Regions from separate parts of the Homo sapiens genome. Here region 1 is linked to region 2. A link is a loop called in an ENCODE intact Hi-C map of the cell type or tissue named here. Cell type or tissue: MCF 10A. All regions are shown on one strand. Links, peaks and the distances in the headings refer to the core of each region. The heading gives the core; the rest is flanking DNA. Region 1 has its middle 6.5 kb from the start of PSG11-AS1. Region 2 overlaps PSG4 (pregnancy specific beta-1-glycoprotein 4).

Evidence for each region. Peaks named below come from ENCODE experiments on the same cell type or tissue, not always from the same donor. Only the 100,000 strongest peaks of a DNase experiment are listed, where the experiment ranks them.
Region 1: it touches region 2 in a loop (11-fold over the local background); 1 of 110 quality-filtered maps calls a loop at or near these places.

Annotation. Positions count from the first base shown.
Region 1 is chr19:43,145,642-43,151,019 of GRCh38, forward strand. No RefSeq gene overlaps it. Among named protein-coding and RNA genes, the nearest start is that of PSG11-AS1, 6.5 kb to the right of the region's middle. In MCF 10A, for the core only: no CTCF peak of the experiment used is centred there; DNase peaks (open chromatin) are centred at 2,760 and 4,390.
Region 2 is chr19:43,198,236-43,203,613 of GRCh38, forward strand. PSG4 (pregnancy specific beta-1-glycoprotein 4) reads right to left here. Exons shown (of 6, transcript NM_002780.5): 3 at 1-40. Among named protein-coding and RNA genes, the nearest start is that of PSG4, 4.7 kb to the right of the region's middle. In MCF 10A, for the core only: no CTCF peak of the experiment used is centred there; no DNase peak of the experiment used is centred there.

The sequences.
Region 1 (5,378 bases), core at 86-5,085, 53 kb before region 2:
TTTCAGATGCTGAAGTCATAGGAGCTTGCAGTTACTTCCTGGGTGGAGCCATAAACAAACATCTCTTCTGCTGAGTGGGGTCTGAGAAGATAGAGGGAATGGTGACCCAGGAGCTCTGGAATTATCTGTCTGTGTTACACTTGCAGGACTACACAAATTTAACTGAAAAAACCATGCTTTTCATCCACCTGGCTGAACTCTTAGCCTGCTCTCCTCTTATTGTTCCCTCGAAGGCATCATTTTTTGAAAGAGAAATTTAAACTCTGTCCATCTCATCCCCTTTGGAAGAACGTTAAGATTCCTTTCTGAGCTTTTTCATCATCTGGAGTTTAAAAGCTTCCCCTCCTCTGTCAACTCTCTTTGAATCCCTCATGTCACACCAAACTTCAAAAGAGACAAATACTTTTGCATGACTCCCTGCAGGCTCTGTTTTGCCCTGTAGTGACAGCCCCACGTCTTGGCTTTCCTGATTGGAAAAACTTCTCAAGCTTTCTACATTCATGATCTGCACTTCTTCAGTGCAGCCTTCTCCAGTTTGTCTCTGATCTCCAATGGTCCCTGCATTAATCCTGTCCAAGCCACAGGTGACCCTCATATCATCTCAGCTTCTACTTCCCAGTCTCTCACTCTCTTTTTTTTTTTTTTTTTTTTTTTTTTTTGAGACAGGGGTCTCACTCTGTTGCCCAGGTTGGTCTCAAACTGCTGGGCTCAAAAGATCCTTCACCCTCATCTTCCTGAGTAGCTGGTAGGGGTGTGAGCCCTTCTGCTTGGTCTCCAGTCCTTTGCTTTTCTTTTTTGACCTACACAACATTCGGTGGTTGACGTCCATGTTCATGTAATTGTCTTCTCTGGCTTCTCAGGGCCACCATGCATTCCCTTCTCCCTCTTTTCATTTATTATCTTTTCATCTGGTAAGACCCATCTTCCCCTAAAGATGTATATTTTCCTCAAAGCAAGGATTGGCTTACCTTCACAAACTGAGTCTCCAATGACCACATAAACTGAAATGCAATAGAAATCATGGACAGATGTGAGCTCTTCTTCTAATTCCTGTGTCCTCTGCTGGTTCTTCTCACCAACATCACGTACTGCTAAGTAAGCGAGTGATGTTAAGTTAGAAAATGGACTGAGTCCAGTAATTCATTTGTCATGCTCCAAAATCCTTACCTGAGATCTATCTACTCTCCAAATTATGCTCGTTAGAAATACAGGAAGATCCTTTTCACATGAGCTAATTAGGGTGAATACATGTAAGTGTTGGTAAGAAGTACTAGAAACACTGGAATTTGTGAGATTTCATTGAAGAACCAACTTCCACCCAGCCCTTCACATTGTTCTCTTTTGGTAGTTTCTTGTCATTTCCTCCTTTTATTATCAATAGAGCTGCTGTGAACATGCATGTACAAGTTTCTGGGTGGACATATGTTTTCATTTTTTGGGGGGTGGGTAGACATGAAAGAGTAGAATTGCTGAGTTATATGATGAATCTGTGTTCTAACTTTTCAGAAACTGGACTTCTACTCCTTCCTGATTTCACCTTCCACGCCATTTCTGTAGTGAGGCCCACTCCTTGGCCTTACAAGACCTGAATTAAGTTAGGTGCCCAGAGCCGTTCTGTCATTGACTCTGTTCTTTCCCTTGCTAGCCTGTGTAATAATTGGCAATCAGACCTTCACGTGAGCAATGGTTTCATATGTCTCCCCAACTATATTACAAGTTCCACGGGGGCAGAGCTATGTCTATCTCCTTGACCTCTGTATCTGCCATGCCTGGCAGAGGGCTGTGAACACCGGTCACCCTCCATAAACACTGGGAGACAAACAAGGGAGTCAGTAGAGTTAGTTTTTTGCTTTTTTACCCCCAGAACTCTTAGAATATGATTTGAGCTTTTCCTTCAACGAAGTCCTGGGGCAGGTGATCATTCATAGATGACATGAGGGAGTGCACAGCACATGAGTTTGCAGGAAAATGTAAACCCCACGTTGATATTTGATCCCCAATGTTGGAGATGGGGATTTACGGGGAGTGTTTGGGTCATGGGGGCAGATCCCTCATGAATGGCTTGGTGCTGCCCTCATGGTAATGAGTGGGTTCTCTATTCAATCCTGCAAGAGCTGATTGTTAGAAAGAGCCTGGCACCTTCCTCTCCTCTTTCTCTTGCTGCTTCTCTCACCATGTCATCTGTGCACACAACAGCTCCCCTTCCCATTCCACCATGAGTGGAAGCTCCCTGAGGCCTCACCAGAAGCAGATGCTGGTGCAATGCTTCTTGTACAGCCTGCAGAACTGTGAGCCAAATAAACCTTTTCTTTATAAATTATCCAGCCTCACTCAGGTATTCCTTTATAGCAATGCAAAACTGACTAAGACAGGGTATCAGGAGACCTAGCTTTGCCTGCATCTGAGAACTTCATCAGGACTCTTGGAACTATTTAGCCCACAGTTCCAAGGTTGATTTTTGTCACAGTAAAGTTCAGGTAGTAAGAATTCTCACTGGTGGCTGTTGAGGGTGGTGGTGGTGGGGATGGGTCATATGGAGAATTAGCAGTGGGAGACTAGAAATTAAAGTGGATAAAGGGAAGAATTAAAAGTCAAAAACAGTGTGAGGGAGGAAAGCAATGGATATAACACCTCAGATCTTTATCCTCGAGAGGCCTTAAAAAATCTACTTAATAATAATCAGATGCTATTCTACAAGTACTTTGAGACTAGACATGTGATGACTTGTAGGAGCCTGCACTGGGGCTGAAAATGCATGCAAATCTAGCTGACTCAGCTCCAGTCTTAACTGGCTCATAACTTCCTTCATAAACATGACTGTATGTCAGCAAGGAAATGAGAGAGAATAACAGCACATCACATAGGCATGAAAAGTATTTGCAAAGCAGAAGTTCCCAAAAATGACATTTTGCAGTGTTTTCCAGAAGCAGATTCAGAAAACTGAAGACCAAAGTAATGAGGGAGCCCTATCATGCCTAGATGAGCAGAAGCATACCAAAGGCTTAGTATTTCCCCAAGTAGTAGGCACCTCAAACTTGTTTAAGGAAAATACTCTTCTTGATGAAACAGATACTGCAGTTGAAGCAGGAATGTGTTTGGTGTGCTGCCTTAAATAGCATGGGTAGATGTTCAAACATGTTAGGACTCACTGGCCCTAGGAAAGACCCGCAAGTATCTGGTCTACACCAAGAAAGTGACAATGTAACACCAAACACCTTTTCTCCTCTAATTACCAAGAAAAGTATTTCTTTCCCAATGGTGGAAGACAATAATGTTGGGAATGATGAAGTTTTCTGGAGTGTGAAGTGGATATGTCTTATAAGTTTAATTCACAGCTTCACCACTTCATAAGTGGATAATCGAATTGTGCCTCAGTTTCCTCAGACTTGGGGATATTAAGAGTACCCTCAGTCACCACAAGGTGGGTACCAACATAAGAAAAGGGTATAGCAAAATCCCAGGGGCACATGTTCTTAAAGTGCCTAGTGTGGGATTAGAATGACAAGTGGTAGATGACCTACTTGTGCAGAAATTTAGAGTTATTTTGTGATTTTCAAATGATCATGTGTGCTTTCCATATGCTGTCCAGACTGGGGGTGCTGGAGCTAGAAAGGGAAGAAGGTTTCCATATTTCCTGAGACTGGAGTCACATCCTCTCACCAATGCACTCACCTGCTGACTAACCAGTGTACTTCTGGGAATTGCAAATGCATGAAATGGCACCCATTCTAGACTAGTCACGGCAGTGTTGGTGATGGCCACAGACCAGGAACGACCCTGATGTTTATCCGTAGGGAACTAGGTCATGAGCCATGATCCTCATCATGGATACTGGGCAGCTGTGGCAAAGAATGAGGTATCCTTCTGTCTGTGCACCGGGAAAGGTTTCCAAGATACACCACACAGTGAGAAAAACAAGAAGCAGAACAATGCACGGTGTGCTACCTCTTACATTACAAAGGAGGAAATGTAAAATTAATTTACAAATGGCCAATAAGCACATGAAAACATGCTCAACATCACTAATCATTAGGAAAATAAAAATCACAACTACAGTGAGATACCACCTTACATCCATTACAATGGTTGTTCTCAAAAAAGAAGAGAAAAACAGAAAAGAAAAGTGTTGGCGAAGAGGAATTGGAACGCTTGTGTAGTGTTTGTGGGTATGTAATATGGTGCAACCACTGTGGTCGTTTCTCAAAAAATTAATCATAGACTTACCACAAGATGCAGCAATTCGGCTTCTGGTGTATTCCAAAAAGAATGGAAAGCAGGGGCCCCAGCAGATATTTGCATGTCTTTGTTCATAGCAGCATTATTCACAATAGCTAAAAGTTGGAAACAAGCCCAGTGTCCATCCATCTGTGAATGAATAAACAAAACGTGGTCTATACATACAAACGAATGGGATTCAGCCATAACAGGAAGGGTGGTTCTGATGCGTGCTTCAACGTGAATAAGTCTTGAGCTCTTTCTGCTAAGTGAAATAACCAGACTCAAAAAGACAAATATTGCATGATTCCACTTAACAGAGGTGCCTAACGTCATGAAATGCATAGACAGAAAATGAAAAGGTGGTTGTCAGTGGCTGGAGGGAGGGAGAAAGAGGAGTTGGTGTTTAATGGGTACAGAATTCCAGTTGGGGAATATGAAAAAGTTCTGGGTGGGGATGGACAGTGGTGGTGGTTGAACAACAACCTAAATGTACTTCCTGCCACTGGATGTACACTTAAAAGTGGTTAAAATGGGCCAGGCGAGGTGGCTCACGTCTAATCCCAGCACTTTGGGAGGTCGAGGCAGGCAGATCACGAGGTCAGGAGATCGAGACCATCCTGGCTAACATGATGAAATCCCCTCTCTACTAAAAATAGAAAAAATTAGCCGGGTGTGGTGGCATGCACCTGTAGTCCCAGCTACTCAGGAGGCTGAAACAGGAGAATCGGTTGAACCCAGGAGGTGAAGGTTGCAGTGAGCTGAGATCACCCCATTGCATTCCAGGCTGGGTGACAGAACGAGGCCCCTTCTCAAAAAAAAAAAAAAAAAAGAAAGAAAAGAAAAGAAAAAAAGTGGTCAAAATGTTGAATTCTATGTTATATATATTTTACCATAATTTGCAATAATTCCTATTGTTTTGCATAAAACAGCTGTAGAAAGCTTTGCAGGTCATGAACAGCATAGCTGGCCACTGAGGCTGGTGTGGGGCTAGGACCTGGGTGCACAGGGAACAGGTATGAGACACAGGCTCTTCATGCCTGCACACATATACGGATACACACAGATGCAAATTTCTGAGCCATCTAAATACAACACCTATTCAAAAAATTAAACAGAAAAAGGAAATGTAATGGAGCTAAAGGATAAGGGTAGGTGGGCGG
Region 2 (5,378 bases), core at 203-5,202:
TTTAAGTTGCTGCTGGAGATGGAGGGCTTGGGAGTCTCCACTGTGCAGAAAACAGAGAGAGGTTTGCCCTGTGTGGCATCTTTGATTCTTCCAAAGGCATTTTTCAATCAGAGTTGGCATTTCCCACCTCTCAGCCCACCCAAGTCCTTAAAAGCCCATGGAAGATGTGTGTGTTAAAGACAGATGCATGGCAATCTGAGAGCTCAGAGATTGTGAGGCTGCCTGCTTTATGTGGGAGAAGCACAGACTTTCTTAGGTGTGAATTGAGCAGCAGCATTGGGTCATGGAAAGACACAGGACCAGCAGTCACAGACCCGATGCCTCTCTGAGTTCCTCCGTCTCCAACTGCCTGCCTGACCCACCTTGTGGTCCTCACTTGGAGCATGCAGTGCTGGAATCTTCTTAGTTTCAGTCTTACTTTGCCCCCCGAGGTATGTTTTCTCTGCAGCTTCCCTTTCCAAGGACATCCTAGAGATGGATGATGGAACTTCCCATTGTCCTTAAACCCTTTGGGTACTGGAAAGCCTGACCTGGGACTGGGTACTTCAGCATAAATAACACAGGGGAGACCAGAGTCAAGCCTGGAGGTCAGTTCAGTCATCAGGCAGTGGAGCCACAAGGTGGCGCAGTTTTCCCAGGTGTCTCATGGTGACTGACTTGAGCCAGTGACCTCTAAAGATAGAGCAGAGTCCAAGGAATGACCTACAAAGAGTGAAGGGGACAGGCAAGAGCTGATAGCTTTGGACCAAGACCATGTTCCGTGTTCTGGGTCCATGATGCTCGCTTCCCCCTGTAGAGGGCAGGTGAGGACCATGTGGATCTTTCTAGAAATACATGTGGATGTTTGCAAATGCAGAACTGACTGGTGGAAAGGGCGAACATGAACAGATGATGGAAGTCTGGCCCTCATGGACCATATGCGTTTGGTGGATATTAGACCAATATTTGGGAAGAAGTCTTGCAGATACTTTCTCTCATTAGACATTCTACTCTCTGATTCTGAGTTTGACTACTCTATGTACCTCATATAAGTGGATTCCAGAGTGAATCAGAGAGTAGAATAGTAGTTTGCAGGAGTTGGGATCAGGGGAATAGGGTGTTGTTCCATGGTTGTGCATTTTCAGTTATGCAGGATGAGGAGGTTCTAGAGATCTCCTGTACAGCTTCATGCCTATAGTTCATACAGATAAAGTGCTCCTTATGCAGAAAGGTTAAAACAAAGTGTTTTCGATTTCTAATTTTTTTATTTTGGAATATTTGCAGTACATGTACTGGTTTAGCATCCCAAATCTGAAAAATTTAAAATCCACAATGCGCCAGTGAGCACTTCTTTTTAGCATCACATCAGTGGTCAGAAGGGTTGAGTTTTGAGCATTTCAGATTGTGGATTTCTGGATTTGGGATGCTCAATTTGTAATACTGTAATTTTCCCGTAAAAAGTTGTCAGGAATTTAGACCTCATGTTGTGTTCTGACTCTAGTAACAAAAAAAAATTTGGAGGAAACATTAAAATGTTTTCATAAGTGGAAACTTTTACTGATGATCCAGACATCGAAGATCAATTGCTGGTAGTAGTATTTCTCTTGAGACCAAAATAAGGTTTAGGTGTGCCGTGAATTCCAGCAGGATCACATTATGCTCAAAGAAAGATGCCAAAGGTGATTGGAAATTAGCAGCTCCTTAAGTAGAGAGAGTCCCATTAAAAGGACAGAACTGGTCAGTGCGTCAATTACATAAAGGGAGGAAGGATGCCAAATTAAAAGAAGTGATGTGTGTTATGTTAGTAAATATAGAAAGAACTCCCTGCTTCTAATTTCTGTGCAGAGTTAGGAAAAATGGGGAGGACCCCAAAACAGGTATGTGGAATGCTTTCTTCATTTTCTGTTAAGCTCAGGAAATACCACTAAAGTTTAAGTTTGTGTGAAATAGGAAGAGTCTAAGTGAGATGCCAATGGCTCGTGTGTCTGCCCACGTGAAGAAATCCAACTTATGAAAATGGCATCATCATGAGGAAACAGTTGTATGTGGCACAGGCAGTAAAACCATCAGATAGCACCCACCTGGTCACCTCCAACTGGTCCGCAACACCACCAGTATTCCCATTATGTGTATGTTACAGCCTTTGTAGTTGTCCCACAACTACAAAATTTAAAAATTGCTATTGTCAAAAAAAATATTAAATATGAAGGCGAATATGTTGTTCCACTTTTTTTTCCCCACCCTTTTTGAACTTTCCTGTTTCAGTTTTGGAAGTTTCTATTGACACATCCTCAAGCTGGGGGTTCCTTCCTCAGCTGTGTGCAGTCTACCAGTAAGCATCAAAAGCATTCTTCATTTCTCTAACAGCATTTTTTTTCTGAGACAGAGTCTCGCTCTGTTGCCCAGGCTGGAGTGCAGTGGCATGATCTCAGCTCACTGCAAGCTCCACCTCCTGGGTTCATGCCATTCTCCTGCCTCAGCCTCCCAAGTAGCTGGGACTACAGGCATCCGCCACCAAGCCCGGCTAATTTTTTGTATTTTTAGTAGAGACGGGGTTTCACCATGTTAGCCAGGATGGTCTCCATCTCCTGACCTTGTGCCTGCCTCGGCCTCCCAAAGTCCTGGGATTATAGGCGTGAGCCACTGAGCACAGCCTTCTCTGAGGGATTTTAATGAGTTGTTGACTTTTTACTTAGTGTTAGAACGGAGTCACAAATTTTAAGCTTGTTATATGCCTGACAGGAAGCCAGAAGTCTCTAGGAAGTGACAGGAGAATGTGAGCTGCATAGCAGGTTGAGGATGGAGTCCCAAGTGATACAGGAGAAATGAGTCCATGTGCTTTGGGGACTGCAGGCCTGTCCAGCCTCTGACACCCTGGTGAGTCAGTGCAAAGATTACAGCAGTGACAGCAAACTAGCATGTCTGAGTCCATCTGGCATCTAGTCTCAGGCTGGCTGTCCTCACTCGTTCCTGGGCATAGGCCAGGCTAACCTTGGGAGGAATTTAGTTTATGGTTTGACTTTGAAGCAGGAATGATAATAGTTCCTCCATAAAACTAACACCCTTACTTTGCCCAGGGACGGCCTTTGTCAAACTAGTGAAAGACCATGAGATTAAGATTATAGGAGGGAACCGAATTCTGCTAAAATGTAGGCACAGTTTATGTAATCCCTGACTGCTCCAGTGTCATTTGGCAAGAGTTTACAAAATTTGTAACTAATTGCTCCTATAGATAACATCACTATTGTAGAACGCGAGACTGGTCTTTTGAGATGTTTCTCATTCTTTTGCATTCTGGCAACCGGCTGACCTCATTCATACCTATGACTAATGGCTCAGCCAGTCATGTGGTCCCTACCTAGAGGCAGATTCAAGCACAAACAGATCATTTCCCTCCGCCCGCATGATTCCATCACCAAACAATCACCAAAAAATGAGCAGTACTCAATTTTTAGTCCTGTGACCCTGAAACTGTCCTTGAAAATCTCTAACCCCTGCTCCACTGGGGAGGCTGATTTGAGTACTAATCAACCTCCAGCCTCCTGTTTGGCAGACTTGGAGTCGTTAAAATCTTTCTTGACTAGAAACCAACATTTCAATAATTTTGTGTGTGTGTGTGTGTGTGTGCAGAAGGCCAGAAGAACTTGTCTGGCAATTATGAGTGGATGGAGGAACTGCCTATCCCTGTCCCATTGTCTTGTCCACAGGTCAGCCTCACAAAGGGAAAGAGCCCTTGAAGGGAATACAGTAGAAGCTCATTCTCTTAGTGACCTGGGGACATTGGCTCGAGATGAAGCCTGGCAGGAGTGGCAACTCCAGGTGATTTCTGCACCTTTCCTATTTCCTGGGAGGTGGGCCAGGCCACAGTGTTAGCGGGAAAGGAACTGAACAGCCAGACTAGTCAGAGGGAGTGTCTGGGGAAGGCCTAGGGGTGGGGGAAGAAGCTGTGCAGGACAGGGCTTGCCAGTCAGAATGAAGTGGGAGGAAGATGAGGGACACAGAGAAGAAGAGAGAGGCAGAGACACCATGGCAGTGAGCAGTGAGGGTTACACTGACTTCAGAGACCCCAGGGACCAGGTGCCCCAGTTCCACAGTCCAGGACCAAGGAGCCCAGAGAACCCTCTGGTGGCCAAAGAGCTTCAGAGTTACATGAGGTGGGGTGGCTTTAGGGGCAAGAGGTAGTGGGGGGATGAAACGTGGGTGTCAGCCTCTGAAGGACAAGGGACAGGTGTGGCTAGAACCTCCTATGATTCTGCATCCAACATCCAGTCTCTAAAGAGGTTTTGGATCATTCATTTCTTCATTCCATTCCTTCATTTGTTATGTGAGAGCTCCTGAGTGTGTGTCTCTCGCTGGGCCTGTGCTGGTGCAGGGTGTGAGTGGGGAAAGAAAACAAGGTCCTCTCCTTGATCTTCTCATGACAGTGACATGGGCACTTTGGGAAACACAGGATTTCAAGTTCAGTGATGGGGGTTAAGATCTGAGGGGGAGGCCTGGACATATTTTTTGCACTGACTCTGATGGTTGAGGCAGGTGATTTAGTTCTGGAGTGCAGACTAATCAGCTGACCATTTGCTCTCACTCCTCTGAGGTTTGGATGCCTAAAAAGAGAGGATTTGAGCCAATAAATGACTATGGGGTGCTTGGAACCCAGTAAGCCCTCACTTCTGGTGGAGGAGAGGAAGGGCCTGTGGCTGCAGACAGACCTCATGTGACCCCGATCTCCCCTTTGTGTTGGTGTGACTCTGGTTCAGTGACTGTGCCTTCCTGTGCCTCAGTTTTCTCTCAATCAAATAAGCTAAATGGCAAATGGACTGTGGCTTTTCATGCTATCTGTGAATAAATGTTAAATGATTCACAGTCACCTGACCTAATGCTTGGCACAGTGGAGGTTTCACACAAACAGCATTTATTATTAATTTGCTTCCATGAGAAAACACCTTTACATCAGATCCCTGTGGACAATCTGCTACCAGGTACATCTTCTCCTTCTGTTTCTGCTTCTGGGGACATTAGACTTTCTATGGACTCTCCTAAGCCGATGTCCTACAAAGCTTGTCTTTCTATCCTCTCCACTCTGAGTGTCAGGTGAAGAAAGCTCTGTCCTTGCCCAGATGAGGCTCTGAGGGCTGAGCCCTGGCTGGTGAACAGCTCCAGGAGACACAGTCCTCTGACAGCTGGTAAATTCTTGGTCCCAGTAAGGCCTGCCCAAGAAGGAACAACCCAGCACTGGCACAGGCTCCTCAGCTTTATCTGGAGCAAGGATTTAGGGACAGAGGTCTGGGGTTGAGGCTTCTAGGGCTGAGCTGCTCTGAGAGTATCTCAGGGGGCCCCTCAGGCCAGCCCTACTCAGTTCTCCAGGGTCTTTGTCAGCGTCAAATTTATGAAGAGGGCATGAG